Regions from separate parts of the Homo sapiens genome. Here region 2 is linked to region 1. A link is a loop called in an ENCODE intact Hi-C map of the cell type or tissue named here. Cell type or tissue: Calu3. All regions are shown on one strand. Each heading gives the region's core, and the rest is flanking DNA. Links, peaks and the distances in the headings are about the cores only.

The links. A loop is a pair of places that touch in the nucleus more often than their neighbours do. Peaks named below come from ENCODE experiments on the same cell type or tissue, not always from the same donor. Only the 100,000 strongest peaks of a DNase experiment are listed, where the experiment ranks them.
Region 2: it touches region 1 in a loop (5-fold over the local background); 7 of 110 quality-filtered maps call a loop at or near these places.

What each region holds. Positions count from the first base shown.
Region 1 is chr15:52,762,581-52,770,993 of GRCh38, reverse strand. The region is part of intron 1 of ONECUT1 (one cut homeobox 1); the gene reads left to right. Among named protein-coding and RNA genes, the nearest start is that of ONECUT1, 24 kb to the left of the region's middle. In Calu3, for the core only: no CTCF peak of the experiment used is centred there; a DNase peak (open chromatin) is centred at 5,023.
Region 2 is chr15:53,712,280-53,720,692 of GRCh38, reverse strand. WDR72 (WD repeat domain 72) reads left to right here. Exons shown (of 20, transcript NM_182758.4): 4 at 4,008-4,086; 5 at 5,326-5,500; 6 at 6,183-6,259; 7 at 7,802-7,921. Among named protein-coding and RNA genes, the nearest start is that of WDR72, 43 kb to the left of the region's middle. In Calu3, for the core only: a CTCF peak has its summit at 3,652; no DNase peak of the experiment used is centred there.

The DNA of each region.
Region 1 (8,413 bases), core at 137-8,136:
GTTCCAATTGATGTTCCCATCAAAAGTGCCTATTGCTCCTTATTCTTGTCAACATTGAGGATTAGTAAGGTTTTAAATCTTTGCCAAGCTCAGACAAAAAATTAAAATAAATGTTCTCTCTCTCTCTCTCTCATAAACTGACACAGAGTTCATATCCTTTGCCCTGGATGTTCTTTTATTTCTGAGTGATTTGTATAAAGAAATTATTGTGTATTTTACAACTGCTTCTCAATTTTTGTCTTTGGATTTGATTTGTGGTATTTTTAAGCCATATTAAAGTTCATTTTTTTCCACGTTAAAAAATTAATTAAAAAACAAAATATCGGCTTGTGAATCTCACTCTCAGAGACAGTAGGTATAGGATGAGGTTCCAAAATGTGCATTGTGAACAAGCCGCCCCTTTGTGCTCCCAGGCGATGTTGATGTATTTGGGCCACACCTTTACTGGAGTTCACGCTCGGGACTCTCAGCCCTTGTTACTCAGAGTGCAGTCCCGGACCAGCAGCTAGACATCACCTGGGAGCTTGTTAGATGGTCAGAATCTCAGAGTCTACCCTGGCTTGCCGAATCAGAATCTTCGTCTTAACAAGATGTCCAGGTGATTTAAGTTTGAGAAGACTGATTTAGAGGAGTGGTTCTCAGCCTTGGCTAAGTATTAGAATCACCGAGGGAGCTTTCAAAAATCCCAGGCTTAGGCCTCTGCGAGACTGAATAAATCAGTATCTCTGGAGATGGATCCCAGGCACGAGTGCTTTTAAAGTTTCTCAGTGGTTCCCATTTGCAGAGAAGACTAAGAACTTCTGAGGGTCCTTCCAGTCTCTCCCACTGCAGAATGCAGGCCAGCCCTGAAGCCCAGGAGAGAGAAATGATACCCTAACCCATGGATCCAGGGCTCTATAATAGCCAGAGGTCCTACTCAAAAAGCCCAATGGCTTGGCAGTTGCCAGAAGAAAAAGAAACAAAATGGGATATCATTTCACCTTATTTATAAAGCATTCTTTGAGTCTTTCATCCCTTGAATTTGAATTTCTTCAAGACTCTTCTGCTGGAGTCATCTCATTAATTTATTGTTAAGGTTTCTACCACACAGACTCTCTGGATATTTGCTGACATTATCCATAAATCTGATCCTTATCTCCTCTCTAAGGCAAATATGGACCAGTCACCACCCAAACTTAGCAAGGACGGATGCAGACAGTACACCTCTGCCCTCTGGTACTCAGTGGCCCCTCCTGGGCACCTAACCTTGGTAAAGGGAGGTGATTACCTACTCCCAACTAATTTCAATGTTCCACCCCAAATTAGTTTCCCCTGTGCCTTCTGCTTCTCCAGCTCTGTTGCTCTAGTCTGCTCCTTACCTGTCCCTGAGCTCACTTCAGACCCAGTTATAGGAGTGGTGGCAATACCAAGGACTCAGCCAACCTTTACTGACTTCCCAGTCAGTGACATTTCAGCTATATCCCCATATATTCCCCATATATATCCCCATATGTTTCTGATATAACATTTCAGAAATCTCCCCATGGTGCCATTAAACTACTGCAAAAATCACTATCCAGTAAAGGGATTAAGGCTATCTCATGGAACTTCATTCTATGCACACATTTTCAAAACTTAAAAGACTTGTGTCTCTTGCATCTCTATTTTCTATGGAGCCACATCCAACTTGCTTTCCCAACAAGGGTGCTGAGTATGCCAAGGAAATAATCCATGTTCTAGTATTACAGACTGTGTGAGAGAGATGGGTAGGTAACTAACTAATTATACTGTGGGGAAGGTGCTCTGTGGGCACAAAAGACAACAACTCTCCCTGGATGGGAGAGGGGATGGAGAAGGCTTAGCAGAAAAGAAGATGCTTGAGGTTGACCTTCATTGCACAGGGATCTTTTTGTATGGAAAAGAGAAAAGGAAGGACATTCTGGATGTAGGAGACATCTTGAGCAAAGTAGTAGGGATGTGGAGGTTCATATCTAGGAATGACTTCTGAGCAGTGTGGCAGGAATGATTGGTATTGAGTGGGCAGTAGTAGTAGGAAGTGACATGGGAAATGTGGTTGAGGTCAGGGTGTCAAGGTCCTTGAATATCATGGTAGAGTAGCCGCCAAGGGCTTTCATCTTGGGCTTTTGGGAGACCCTTGTGAAACTAATTGTATCATGCATGTCATTGGAAGAATAGCATTTACAGTTTGATTCTACAGACAACTTTCCAAAAAAGCAAACAAGGAAAACTTCACTAATTTGAAATTAATTAGAGAAAATGTCTGATGACTTAGTGAAAACTCAAGATTGTAGGTTTTTTAAAGAAATTCTGTTTTATAACTCTCAATTACTATAAATACTATAAAGTAACATATACATCTATTAATTAGAAAAATGAGGTCGATAAGCTAAGACTTACAATTCACAATAGGCATATATGAGGTAAAAATAAGCATGTAATTCATCAGATGTGCTTTTTGTTTTGACTGTTTTGTGGAATCATCATAATAACTAGAGCATCTATATCACTCCAATTATTGGAGGCAAACTATTGAGAGTCTTTTTTAAGTGAGGGATACTGATGGAATAAAACTCCAACTGATCAGCCAATAACAGAAGTTTAGGAATTTAGAATTCTAAAAGAATTTAGAAAAATCCTTTTTTAGTTTTAATTTTTAATTATGGATACATAATAGTTGTATATATTTGTGGGGTACATGTGATATTTTGATACAAGCAGACAATGTGTAATGATAAAATCAGGGTAACTAGGGTATCCATCACTTCAAGCATTTATCATTTCTTCATGTTAGGAACATCCCAATTCTACTCTTTTAGCGATTTTGAAATATACAATAAATTATAATTAACTGTAGTCACCCTATAGTGCCACCTAACACTGGGTCTTATGCATTCTATCTAATTGTATTTTTGTACCCATTAAGCATCCCCTCTTTATCCCCCACTCCCCACTACCCTTCCCAGCCTCTGGTAACCATCATTCGACTCTCCATCTCCATGAGTTCAATTTTTTTAGATCCTACGCGTGAGTGAGAACATGCAATATTTACCTTTCTGTGCCTGGCTTATTTCACTGAACGTAATACCGTCCAGTTCCAACCGTGTTGCTGCAAATGACAAGATTTCATTCTTTTTATGGCTGAATAATATGTATATATGTATATCTACCACATTTTCTTTATCCGTTCACCTGTTGATGGACACTTAGATTGATGCCACATCTTGCCTATTGTGAATAGTGCTGCAATGAACATGGCAGTGCAGATATCTCTTCATATACTGATAGAAATCAAAATTCTTGAGCCAAACTTCCAGAAAAGAGACCTATTGCCCTTTGCTACTGACCAAACTAGCAGGCGCAAGGCCGCAGCTTCTCTCTTCCCACCAGTTCCTTTGAAGCTGCAGTACAGGGGGAGAGCTTCATGGAGGGAAGGGTCAGGTTGATGGGTGTCTCTTCCTGTGAGTATAAAAACTGATGAGGCTGTGCTCAGGAAAGTGTGTGCACATGCGCGTGAATGACCAGCGAGAGGACGATGCCAGTATCATTGGGTACGAAATGCATTCTTTCAACGAGAATTCTCAGCTACCATTCTAGTTCAGGTTTAGCCTCTATCACAGGGAAAACAGAACAAGGGAGAGAAGACAAACCTTGTGGAGAGAAGAACTGAGATAGTCTAGAATCACACCAAAATAGCTGTTTGTGGGGTCAAAGAAAGCGAAAGCTGGTATGGTTCTCTGTTTCCCCATAGTCTGTGCCTGCAGAGGAGCGGGAGGTGTACCTCCCGATGTCCTCCAGTGCTGTCATGGGGCCCTGTGCTGGCTCAAATCCCAGCTGTACCATTTTGCTGTTGGGGTGACTTGGGCCAGTCTCTTAACCTCACCGAGATTCAGGCTGCTCATTCGTCAACTAGAGAGAGAATAACAGTGTCTCCCTCACGCCCTTATTGTGAGGCCTGGTAAGGTGACTCATGAATGGGGCTTAGCTCAGGAGATGCTGTCCACCCCTCCCAGGCCCAGGCAACCTTGTCCAGGGTTCCCATCTCTCCTGGGATGCAGCTGTGGAGCTTCACCTGGAGAAGACAGGTCCATCACCATGTTTTATTCACTGACTCAGGAAGGACTCCAGGCAGCAGACTATGGGATGGCAGGATTCTGTCCTGGACAGCTCTGCTAGAGAAGCAGACCGGGGGCAGGGAGAGGCTCCAATGACTTTCCCGACCTGGCTTTGCCAAGGCCCTCTGCTCCCGCTCTTTCCTTTTCCATTGGGTGAGCTGCTTCCTTCAGCTTCTTCTCAAAGCTGATACACACAAGGAGACAACTATCCCATGCTCCCCTGCATCCTTCCTGACATGGGACTACTCCAGTCCCTTTCCCAGGCCAGCATGGGTGTGCTGTCTGCTATGCTGCCAGAACTCCCTTTGTCTCAACTTCCATCCAGCCCACTTTCCTGGAAGGCCAAACTGCAGTCCTTTCAGCCACATCAAGACGGATCTGGCTGACAACTGGCCTGCTGCTTGGCTGACCAACTGCTGCTGTTCTGTTCACCTTGGGTGCAAGTTCTCTGAGCTCCACTTCACCCGTTCCCTCAGCTCTTGCCCCCATTTCACCATCCTGGGGAAAGTTTCCATGATGTTTCACTGGTGCTGCCCTCTGCTTCCAGGGTCCAGTGAAGCTGGAGGCCCAAGTCCCCTACTAACCAGCCCGCAGGCAAGCTGCCTAACCTCTCTGACAGGGTTTCACCTACAAAAAAAAAAAAAAAGGAAGAATACCTATTTCTACCTCACCTGAGTTTTGTGGGGATCACATGATAAGGTTTTATGGAGGTGTTTTAAGCACTATAAAGCAAGACACAAGGGTGAGTTACGGTGATTATTCCCCACTGGGAATGTCTGCTCTCTGCATGTTCTTATTAGGCTTTCCATGTGTGTGACCAAAAGAGTTTCCATAGTTGCTCTGGCTACTCACAGAGACACAGCAAACACAGCTCATGTCCAGTAGGTTGTTTGGGCTCCACCTCCCTCTGCTGGCCATCAGTTTCCAGACAATCTGTGCAGGACTTTGCTTCCCATGCAAAGGATTTCCTTGGCCGTATCAATTAGAGCTCACTCGTGTTGCTTTTCAAATGGCACACTGGGCTGTGCCCTCTGAATTTGCCACTTAAGAGCTCCTTTATCACCCAAACAACTGGGGACACAGCTTATAAAAATATACACTGCACAGTAAGATCACTCAAGGCAAGGCAGATAACATTCTGACCTAGGACTCCTGGAGTCTGAGCTCTAATCCTGATGGTCTCGGTCAATCCAAAGGCTCTTTAATCTCCACAGTGTAGGTACTGGCCTGGAATACAGGCTCAGGAACAGTCCTGCCATGTTTGCTTGCATAGTTTCCCCTTCATTTGTCTCTCCCTACCCCCACTGCGTTTTACTGAAATCTGTTTATTTGTGTGCTCGCTCATCCACATATATTGTCTCTAAGAGTTTACTTTGAAAAACAGCTTCAGCTGACAAGAGAGGGTCTTCAGGGCTCAATGCACATGAACAGCTGACTACCTCTTGTCCTTTGCCACAGACCAGAAAAGGGTCTCTCTCAGTGGCAGGTAGGGGTGAGAGCAGAGGGCTCACCCTGTGTGCATGGCTGGCTGCCGCTGCTCTTACAACTTGATAGAGATGTAATTCACATACCATAGAATTCAACCCATTTAAAGTCATCCAGTTAGTCACAGAGCTTTGCAACCACAGTCAATTTTAGAACATTTTCATCATCTCCCCAAAAAAGAAGAACCATACCTATTAGTCACTCCCATTTCCCACCACTACCCCTTCAGCCATAAGTAACCACCAGTGTGCTTTCTATCCCTGTGGATTTTCATATTCTGGCCCACATGCTTTTTGATATTGTTGTTCCCTACCCCTGAAGCCCCAAGCTCTCCTGAGCAGGGTTTGCAGGGATGCCATGGCCAAGCCCATCAGGAATCTGGGTAGCAGCCCTGGGCTGGCTCTTGAGAACTTCAGGATGTGTCTTGCCTTACCAGTGCACCCCCATCTGACCCAGAGGCATTGGAGCAGCAAAGGGGCTGAGGGCCGCCTGGACGTTTCTCTTCTAAATCCAGGCAAGACACCCCTTGCGTGACTCGGACGTCACAGACTTACCTGTGTGAGAACACTTGGCCCTGCATGCTACTGAGGGGTTGCAGTTTTCAGCATCTACATCAGCCTTTAGGGTGAAGATGCTGCATCTCCAGCAGGCCCTTATGACAATGCCAAGCTGTCCTTAGATGTCAAGGCAGTTTCATGGTGTCCTGGACATCTCAGCCTTTCCCCTTTACTGCTCTCTAGTCCACTTTCTCTGCGATGATGTTAGGACAACATATTCTAGGGCAGCTATTTCGAGGGAGAAAATACTTGTCTAGAGTCTAAGGACTCACAGAGAGCAAGCCACATATGAGTGGATAAGCTGCCAGCACACAGCTCAAGCCCAGCTCTGTGGCCACTGATAGATGTGTGATCTTGACCAAGTCCTTCACCTTCTTTGAGCTTAGTGTCCCCAGCTGCAAAATGGAATACGATGGCTTCTCTCACCTCACAAAATGGTACTAAGAATTAGTAAGACAATATATTTGCTCTGGTTTGAATGTGTCCCCCAAATTTCATGTGTTGGAAACATAATCCCCAAATTCATAATATTGATGGTATTTGCAGGTGCATATCCACGGAGCTGGGCCAGAGCTTGTGTCTTCAAGAGTCCAGGCTCATTTAAGAAGCTGTATCATAAGTTCATTTGGCTTTATTAATGCCTCCCAGGCCAATATATGTATGCCCACATATTCCCAGACAAATTCTTGGCAGACTTTTGCATAATCCAATCAGCACTTTATATGTTCTAAAGTCCTTTGTATCATTAAGTCAGGAAAATGGATATAAGTTAGTATACAAATGCTTGAGTGACAACTGATCCTAAGATGTTACTATATACTATGTTTTAGAAAGTGTGTTCTAAGACAGGGCTTCTTAAACTCTAGGTAGTGAAGGACTAGCTTGTTGGTTTGTTTCTAACTTCCATCTGTCCTGAATGAATAATTTTGATAATACAATAAAAAATATATTACTAGAGAAATAATCACACATTTGAATGTTGCAGCAATGTCAAACTGCCATAAACATTTCTAATTGCTTATTCTCAATATTTTTTACTGACCTCGTTGCAGGTCAGTAGTGGTTCACAGACCAGCACAGGTCTGCCAACCACACTCTGAGAAACTGTTCTAAGGATCACCATTCCTAAGAGAAATTCCCTGAATAAAGAGTTCTTTGATCAAATAAGTTTGGGAGAGCCTGTAAGCTAGAAAGTGTTGATGCTCAGTAACATATTAAAGCTCTGAAAAGTCCTGCATTAAAGAAATTTGGTTAATCATTAATTAATTCAGCATTTCCCAAACCAACTTGACCTCACAACTCATTGTTCACAAAATACCTTTCAACCTCCTGCAAAGTTACATTTCTTGAAACCCACTTGGCTCTGCCTTGCCCACTATAGGCAAAGCAGTCCCCAGGCATGCCTGAACTAGAAGTCTCTGTCCTTTGCCCACACCCTCATGCTCTGTTTTTTTTTTCTTCATAATCTTTTATTCCCGTGGCACACAAAGTCATGCTCTGACTTTTACCATCTTTCATGCCTACTTCTACCTCCTCCATGGTACTCACTTTGGGTGACCTCACCCATAAACATCAAAGTCATTTGTCTGATATACTTTGCCAGTGAATCCTATAGAGCTGTCTGCTTGCCCACCCTCATGGAGGTGACTCCTAACAGATCTTCATCATTAGTACTACCTTTCACCAACAATGGCCATCTCCTTCCACTTAATCCAGTTAACTGACAAGTATTTCTCTATTTTTAATGGAAACTGTACCCCTACATAAAAATATTACATTCACATAAAACATGTGTGTTGCTCTTCCCTAAGCAGCACTACTTCTTGTCATACTCCTTTTTCATTCTCTCTCTCTCTCTCTCTGTCTATCTTGCACATTCCTGTCGACTCTCATAACCTCCAATTGGGGGTTTCCTACCTTACAATGGGTAATCTCTACTCTGAAATCAATTCCGTGGAAATTTCAGCTCTCACAGCTATAGTCTGGTGAAAGCTTCTAGAAGTATGACTTGTTTCTGTGGGTTGCTCCACTTAGCCTCCCCTGGTCATCGGTGACTCTCAGTAAGCTTTAGTCTACTCTCCATTTTACTGATATCTCTGCTTTCTTTTTCAGCACCTCCAGCTTTGGCAGCATTTCCTCCAGATCTAATCACATCTACTTATTCGCAGACATACCCCTGCCCCATACCCACGTGGATACTGATCTGCCCTTACAACCAGGCCCTAGGCCAGGGCGTCCTGGAGATACAGAGCAAGTCAG
Region 2 (8,413 bases), core at 52-8,051, 950 kb before region 1:
AATTAAGCAGAGAGCTGACTTCCCAACTGTAATGACAGCAGTGAAATCCCTTCAAAAAGTGGACAGAAAATATCTGTCAGCTTGGAATTGTATATCCAACAAAAACACTTTTGAAAAATTGGGGCAAAATAATAAACCTTCAGACAAACAAAAACTAAAGGTACTCACTATACCAACAGACTCACGATAAGTATAATAACACATTTCTAAATGATATTCTTTAGTAAGAAGAACAATGATTTCAGAAGGAAGATTTGAGATGGAAGAAGGAATTTTGGACAAAACCCAGCAAAGCTGCAGAAACTTTATAAGACATAATGATATTTATATACACCCATTCACACACACGCGATTCTGGTCAACAATAGCATATAATAATGTAGTAATAAGATCCCACACATTCTGGTGTTCTAGAGGTGGGTAAAGATGTTGATTGACTTTAGACCTTAAGCTATATTTATATGTTTACGTTTCAAGTATTGTTTAGTAGCTACAGAAACAATAGACAAAAGAAATAAAAAATAAAAGAAAGAGTATGTAACTTTTAATTAAAAAAATGTTTAATTCAAAGAAAACAATTTTTTTTAAAAAATGGGACAAATAGCACAAAATAAATTAGTAGAATAAATCTGAATAAAATAGTCATTCCAATTACATATTATCATATGTATACTAATCAAAATAAGGTTGGTATGACTATATTATTTTTATATATGTATAGTTAATAAAATTTTAAGGCAAAAAGCCTTGGCCCCAATAGAAAGGTTTATAACTTATTAATAAAGGTTTAGTTACTGGCAAGAGATGAGCCCAGAGAAGTAGGGCACCAGGACTTGGAAGCCGCTAGGTGAGTGCTTCTCAATCCTGAGCGTGCACCAGAATCACCTGCAGAGTTTGTTTAATTAGAGATTTCTGGGCCCCACTACCGAAAATACAGATGTAGTAGGTCTGGGCTAGGGTCTAGTAACTTGCGTTTCCAAAGCATTCCTAGACTATGCGGGTACTGCTGGCCCAGAGCCCATATTTGAAGTAGCAAGTACCCACATTTGGGAGCGTGAGAGAAAATGTTGGGTCAAGAGTTACGGGAAATTTATTAGTAACGATATCATTCATTGAGATAATGAACCAAAGAGAGAAGATGCTATGCTTCATATTGAACATGAAAGTGTGTGATCTCCTGAAAGTCACACAGGTGGAGATGTCTAAAAGCTAGTTGCCTATAGAAATATAGAGCTGAAGTAAACCGCTCTGGGCTTCCAATAGCATAATAACAGTACCTGAAGCCAGGGGAGTAGATAACTTACCCAGGAAGAGAGTGAAATATAAGGATGTAAGAAAGTATAAGACAAATATCTAGGGAAAACCAGCACTTAAGAAGCAGACAGAGGAAGAAGAGGAGGCTGAGAATGCCAAAGAAAAAATGAAAGTATAATAAAAGACAAGGGAAAAGAGTTTGAAAAATGTAATAGACTTCCAATGCAAGATGGCAAAGCAAGCATTCATGTTTATCTCCTCTCCTTCCAGACACTTCATTAAAGTTTGATCAAAACTATAGTGTTATAAGCACACAAATATGAAAAATAAGAATGAGGTCAAGAGAAAATAATATATTTCCAAAAGATAGAAAGTGTATGGAAGAATGGTGGCTGATGTATTTATCCATGGAACAAATTTTTATTGAGGTGCTGAGGTGGGGATGTAAAGTTGAGTAAGACCAAAAAATTCCCCTTTTCAAGGAATTTGTAGTGAGAATATAACAATTTTCTAATGTTATATGTCGTAGACACTTTCATCTGCTGTTTTCTTTTCATTGAAATAAAAATTTAAGAATTTTTAAGCTTTTAAAAATTCTTAAGATTTTTAAAATTTTTAAAAATCTTAAGGTTTTTAAAATTTTTAAAAATCTTAAGATTTTTAAAATTCTTAAAATTTATTAAGGTTTTAAAAATTCTTAAATTTAATTTTTTTATAACAGAATGTGATTTTAGCTATGTACAAACTTAGGCGACAGCTTCAGAAAATGAAAAGATTATGTTTTTTAATAGTTCAATTTCATGTCTTATTTTTACCTATGTAACTTATATGGTTCCAGGTAAGATGTCAGTGTTCCATTTCATACACCACAAATTTGCTTTCTTTTATTAAGCAAAATTGATAGGCAAAGAGCAAATTTTTGCTTTGTGATATATTTTCATTTTATTTTCAGATTTAATATAGAAAATAAAATGATAAGCAAACAAATAGGGAAAGCAATGGGATCCAAGATGGTTTAAATACATTAATATTTTTAAAGGAACTTTTACTGGTGTCCAGGTTCCAATCCTGGAAAATGTGAATTAATTGGCCTGATTTGATATCTGCATGGTCAGCCATCAGTATTTTTTAAAAGTTCTCAAATAAGTCTAATGTATAGCTAGAATTTAGAGCTACTGGTTTAGAAATGGGCTAGAAACAAGTCGACTGACCAGGTGCTTTTCAAAACCACACATGCCAGGATCCCAACACAGAGTCATGGAATTAGAATCTCTGGAGATAATATTTGGAATAGTATCAGGTGGTTGTTGATGCATAGCTAGAGTCAAAAACCTTGTTAATAAGCTCAAATCCCTTAAAGAGCTAAAATTTTATAATGTTGACTGCTTAAGGTTCAATTACTTTACCTTTGCAATATGTTTCTTTATTTTATAGATGCATTATTAGTTTGTTTCCCTTTGAGATATATTATTTCAATATCTACCTTCCTCCCAATCTTATTTTTTAGTACATACACACAGACACACACAGAGAGATTTTTTCCTCCTATTTTATAGAATTATATGTCTTTTCAGGTTACCTGAAATCTTTTTGGAATGAGGCTGGATATAAACAGAGGGAAAATGCTATGAATATTTTGTGTGTATTTCTAGAATATTATTTCTCAACCTCAGTACTAATGGCATTTAGGAACAGATAATTCTTTGTTGTGGGGTACTGTTCTATGCATTGTAGGATATTTGGCAGCATCCCTTGCCTCTCCCCACTAGATGCCACTAGTGTGTTCCTAGTTCCAACAACCAAAAATATCTCCAAATATTACCAAGTGTCCTTGGAATGTAGGGGGAATAAGGGGTAGCAAAATTGCCCCATTTTAAGAACTACTCATGTAGAAGATTGAGTTCCCATGGTTGGTTAGAAAAACAAAAAAGCCTGCAAATCACCAAATGCATACAGTTGTTGACATTATTAGTCTATATATTTTGTTTCTTAGTATAATGGCAGTATCTCCTTTAAGGCCTATAAAACTTTTCTTTTTCTTGCATGGAAAATTTTGCTTATGTGTTAAAACTCTCAAGACTGAAGAATATTACCAAACAATTCTGAAACAGCCATTCTGATTTTTGTGAAGTCATATAAACTACCCTATGCTGGGTGTACTTTGTATTTTAAAACTATGTCTTTGTAATACATAAACGAAGTAAGAGTTTTCAAAATAATAATATTTTTCTAAATATTAAGTGGCAAGGATGATTTTAGGATTTCAAATCAGGAGAAGCAGAGATAAACTGTTATCGATGATAGACCAAATGTAGCCTCTTGGTGGCACTGTTTGTTTTTACAAAAATGATACATTGGCCTCAGAAGATGCAGCGCTTGATGCATTGTGATTTTCAGAATATGTAGTTTAAGTTCAGTGAAATAAAGCATTTTCAAGAGGATACAGTTTCCACTGAAAGATTGTTGTACTGTCACTAACAGGCTGTGATAGCTGTATCCCCACAATTTGTTGTAGGCCAGGTTGTCTCTAAAGTAAGGTTTGCAGGCTGGCAGCAGGGTGTAATTACCCAAACAAAAAGATACAGATACAGTATGTCATCCCTGCTAATGACCACAACATTTTCTTGCCCAAAATCTGTAACAAAAAGCCACATAAATGATCAGGCTGCTAAAGAAAAACTTGGTGGCACAAAAATTATTCCAGCCAATTGAGTGGAAATGACAGAGAATAACACAAAGTTATCTTCTGCTAGGGAGATGTGTGTTTGGAATGTCACCAATGGACAGTGCATGGAGAAGGCTACACTTCCTTACAGGCACACTGCAATCTGTGTAAGTACACTCACTTCCTTCAGGGCATTTCTAGATTCTGCAACTTGTTTAGGGCATTTGCAAATACACTTCTAAAGAAACATCTTTGGAGAATATTCTTTGCTTGAATTTTTATTTTGTCATGAGGGTCAAATATCACCAGTAATTGTCTGCTGTTTTGGCATTTTGCTTTCCCAAAAAGTATTATTCAAGCAGATTTTCCCCCTGATTCTTTCATTTTTGTATCTTTCTAACAGATTTGAAAGACAATTTCCATATATTGCCTTAGTGCTACAAAACATACACATACTTGTACATGTGTAAAAATTCAGTTTTAATGATGTGCTGTCTTATAAAGCACACACAGTTTTTTTCTCCCTCATTTCCAATTTTAAACCCTATGTTTTGGTGGATAGGTTCTTAATTTCTCTGTATATAACTTTTATAATCACTTCCCAATCTTTAAAGCAAATCTTGGCTTTTAGTAGATGGTTTCCAAGCATATGTAGTGTGGTTGCATGATTCCAATGGTGCTGACCGTGTTTTAAAATATTTTACACTCTTAGTGTTGCTGATGTGCATTGTAACATTCATGAACTCTCTTCTATTTTTTTTGGAAATAAAACCCTGCACAGAGAGAGCTGGTTGAAAGTAGAATGCATTACTTGATCTTTAATAAAAGATTTCCAAAACTTATTTGGCATAATAATCCTCAAATGCCCTTCAAATACTTTATTTCTTTTTAACATACAGCATTGTTGCTATGGCAAGGAACCTGGGTTTTGTTGTTGCTATTAATTTTTTCTCTTTAAGAGACAGGGTCTTGCTCTGTCACCCAGGCTGAAGTACAGTGGTGCTAACGGCAACCTCAAATTCCTGGCCTCAAGTGGTCTTCCCACCATAGCCTCCTCCCAAAGCACTGGGATTATAGGCATGAACCACTGTGCCTGGTCCTGTTGTTGTTGTTTAGTTCCAAGTTGCACTCCAGAAATAATATAATTGTGAGCTTTCCATGATTTAGAATAAAATTACTTCTTCCAAGCGATCTCTCTTTCCCTAGAAAAATCATGAGATGCAAATGAGACTAAAGTGCCAATAGGAGTTTGGAATAACTGAACTAAGAGAAATTTTAGTTGCTATTCAGTTCAATACCTTAATTGATCATATGCTAAAACTAAAGTCTAGAGAAATCTTCAATGTAGCCAAATTATGTTAATTTTAGTGATAATTAAATGTTTGCTTTGCTTTCCATGTACGTAGTATTACCACTGCTCATTCCGGATGACAGGAGAAGGCTGGCTTCTTTGTTGTGGAGAATATCAAGATGTCCTTATAATTGATGCCAAAACTTTGGCTGTTGTTCACAGTTTTAGATCATCTCAGTTTCCTGACTGGATCAACTGCATGTGCATTGTTCACTCCATGAGAATTCAAGGTAATAGTTGGATATTATCTGACAGTAGAGAGATTGCATATAAAAATATCTACTTTTGAATTATTTGTCAAATTATTGGGCAGAAATTCAGAAAGAATGCTTCTTTATGCTTACCTGTTAATGAGGATATGTCTGTAATACACCTGATCAAGAAAAACTAAGAACACCCATGCCAGTGGTTCAAAACATTGGAAAGTCAGCAAAAGGTTAAGATGAGGGGGAAAGAGGAGAATTTGTGTTTTTATAACCAAGTTCTGCTTGTTACATTTTAAGAGTGACAAGCAGGTTTTGTTGTGGATTAGCAGGACTCCTGGAATTTTGCCCTGCTGTATCTTCTAGATGTAGTATTGATAATTCAGTTTCTGTAATGAGTGACTGCAAAGGGAAGTGGAAGTTGGCGCCTCACTTACTTCCGAAATAGGAAGGTTTCATTTTATGATGATTTGCAATGTGGTTCTGCTTCTAGTGGTGCTCTTCTTATACCTAGGAATCACTTTGAAATTTTAAAACAGATTTGGAGCACGATGTAAAATGTTTATTTTTTCTAGTTAAAAAGTAACTCCAAAGCTGAAAATTTTCTATCTACACAGCCCTGCGTAATTCTTAAATGACTGTGAAATGATTTTTACCTACCCAATTATATCCATGGTAAGCTTATATGTGACTTTTATTATTTTCACAGAAGATTCTCTCTTGGTGGTATCAGTAGCTGGTGAGCTCAAAGTATGGGATCTTTCCTCATCTATCAACAGCATTCAGGTTGGCTTGGGAACCCTACTCTTTTTTCCTTACAATTTCAAGCATATTCATTAAAATTTATAAATTTTAAGGCTATTACATGTTTATTGTCAAAAGTTCAAATAACATAGAAGTGTATAAATTCTACTTCCATATATTTCCCCCATCCATCTTCCCAGGGGTGAGCCTTGGTACACTTGGCTTGTATCCTTCCAACCTTTTCTCCATGTATATACAAATGTTTTCATTTACACACACACACACACACACACAGAAAGATTACATTTTTAATCTTTTAAAAAATAGAACATCTCTCTGTTCGTTACAGAGGAAATCCCCCTTTTTTCTGAGTATATGTGAACAGTGGCAAGCAAATGACCCTAAAAACTTGAGGGGCATGTCCCTGGGGAGTCCAGTATATTCATCTATTCACTGGCATCAGGCTACAAGTTGAGATGATGGACAAAAGAACAGCCATACTATGTGTGTTGATGACAAAATTATTTAGGCTTCCCCAAGGAGTTCTGGGGTCTTTTTAGGAATTTATTGGTTGAGGAAGCCTAGGAATTGTGATGGTATGCTGAGCTTAAGAAATACACATCCAGCATTTTCACAAACTTATTGAGAACGTACTATTCTATGTGCTGTGTGTTGGCACTTTGTTCATTTTTTTTCTGTTTAAGCAATCAAAATACTAGGCCATGCACAGTGGCTCACGCCTGTAATCCCAGCACTTTGGGAGGCTAAGGCGAGCGGATCACCAGAGGTCAGGAGTTCAAGACTAGCCTGTCCAACATGGTGAAACCTCGTCTCTACTAAAAATACAAAAAAAAAAATTTAGCAGGGAGTGGTGGAGTGCACCTGTAATCCTAGCTACTCAGGAGGCTGAGGCAGGAGAATCGTTTGAACCCGGGAGGCGGGGGTTGCAGTGAGCCGAGATCCTGCCACTGCACTCCATCCTTGGCGACACAGCAAGACTGTGTCTCAAGGAAAAAATAAAATAAAATAAAATAAAATAAAATAAAATAAAATAAAATAAAATACAACAAAATAAAATAAAATAAAATACTGTAGGTTTTTTTAGTCATCATTTTAGATTTTTTTGTTTGACCTTTCTGCCATATCTAACAGTCTGTAGCTTATTCTCATCTTGACATTCTCAGCATCCAGCCGTAGTTCCCCAAAGAATGTTTGTTGAATGGTTGCATGTAATGAGCCCTTGAATCTAAGTGGATTTCCTGATCACAGCTTTTTTTTTTTTTCAAGAAATACATCCTATATTTTTTAATTTTTTTTTTTTTAAACTTTCAGGAGTACATACGCAGGTTTGTTATACAGGTAAATTAAGTGTTGTGGGGGTTGGGTGTACAGATTATTTCATCACCCAGGTACACAGCTTCTATTGCCAAGTAACTTCTTAGTTCAAAACACTCAAAAGGTAACTCAGATACTTTTCGTTTTATAATGGTGTGATCTACTTGAGATGTACGGGAAGCAGGTCTTCTCATGGCTGTGTATGAATTACCTGGAACTAGTACTAAAAGATTTTCTTTCCTTTTGAAGGAAAAGCAAGATGTCTATGAAAAAGAATCCAAGTTTCTTGAGTCCTTGAACTGCCAGACAATTCGATTTTGCACATATACTGAGAGACTTCTATTGGTGGTATTTTCTAAATGTTGGAAGGTATTATAAAGTAACATAATAAATACCAGTGATGTACAAGTGTAATTTTTTTTGTTTTGTACAAAAATAAGAATATGATTTAAATATGATACAAATTCTCTGTAATAGTATTACCAGAACATGGAATGATGTGTCTTTTATGACTGACGTAACAGTTTTTTTTTTTGGCGGTGGGGTGGTTGACAGTCTCACTCTGTTTCCCAGGCTGGAGTGCAGCGGCACGATCTCAGCTCACTGCAACCTCCACCCCCCAGGTTCAAGCAGTTCTCCTGCCTCAGCCTCCTAGTAGCTGGGATTATAGGCGCATGCCACCATGCCCGGCTAAGTTTTGTATTTTTAGGAGAGACCGGGTTTCACCATGTTGGTCAGGCCGATCTCAAACTCCTGACCTCGTGATCTGCCCACCTCAGACTCCCAAAGTGCTGGGATTACAGGCGTGAGCCACTGGACACGGCCTGACATATCAGTTTTTAACTCTCTAATTAATAAAAT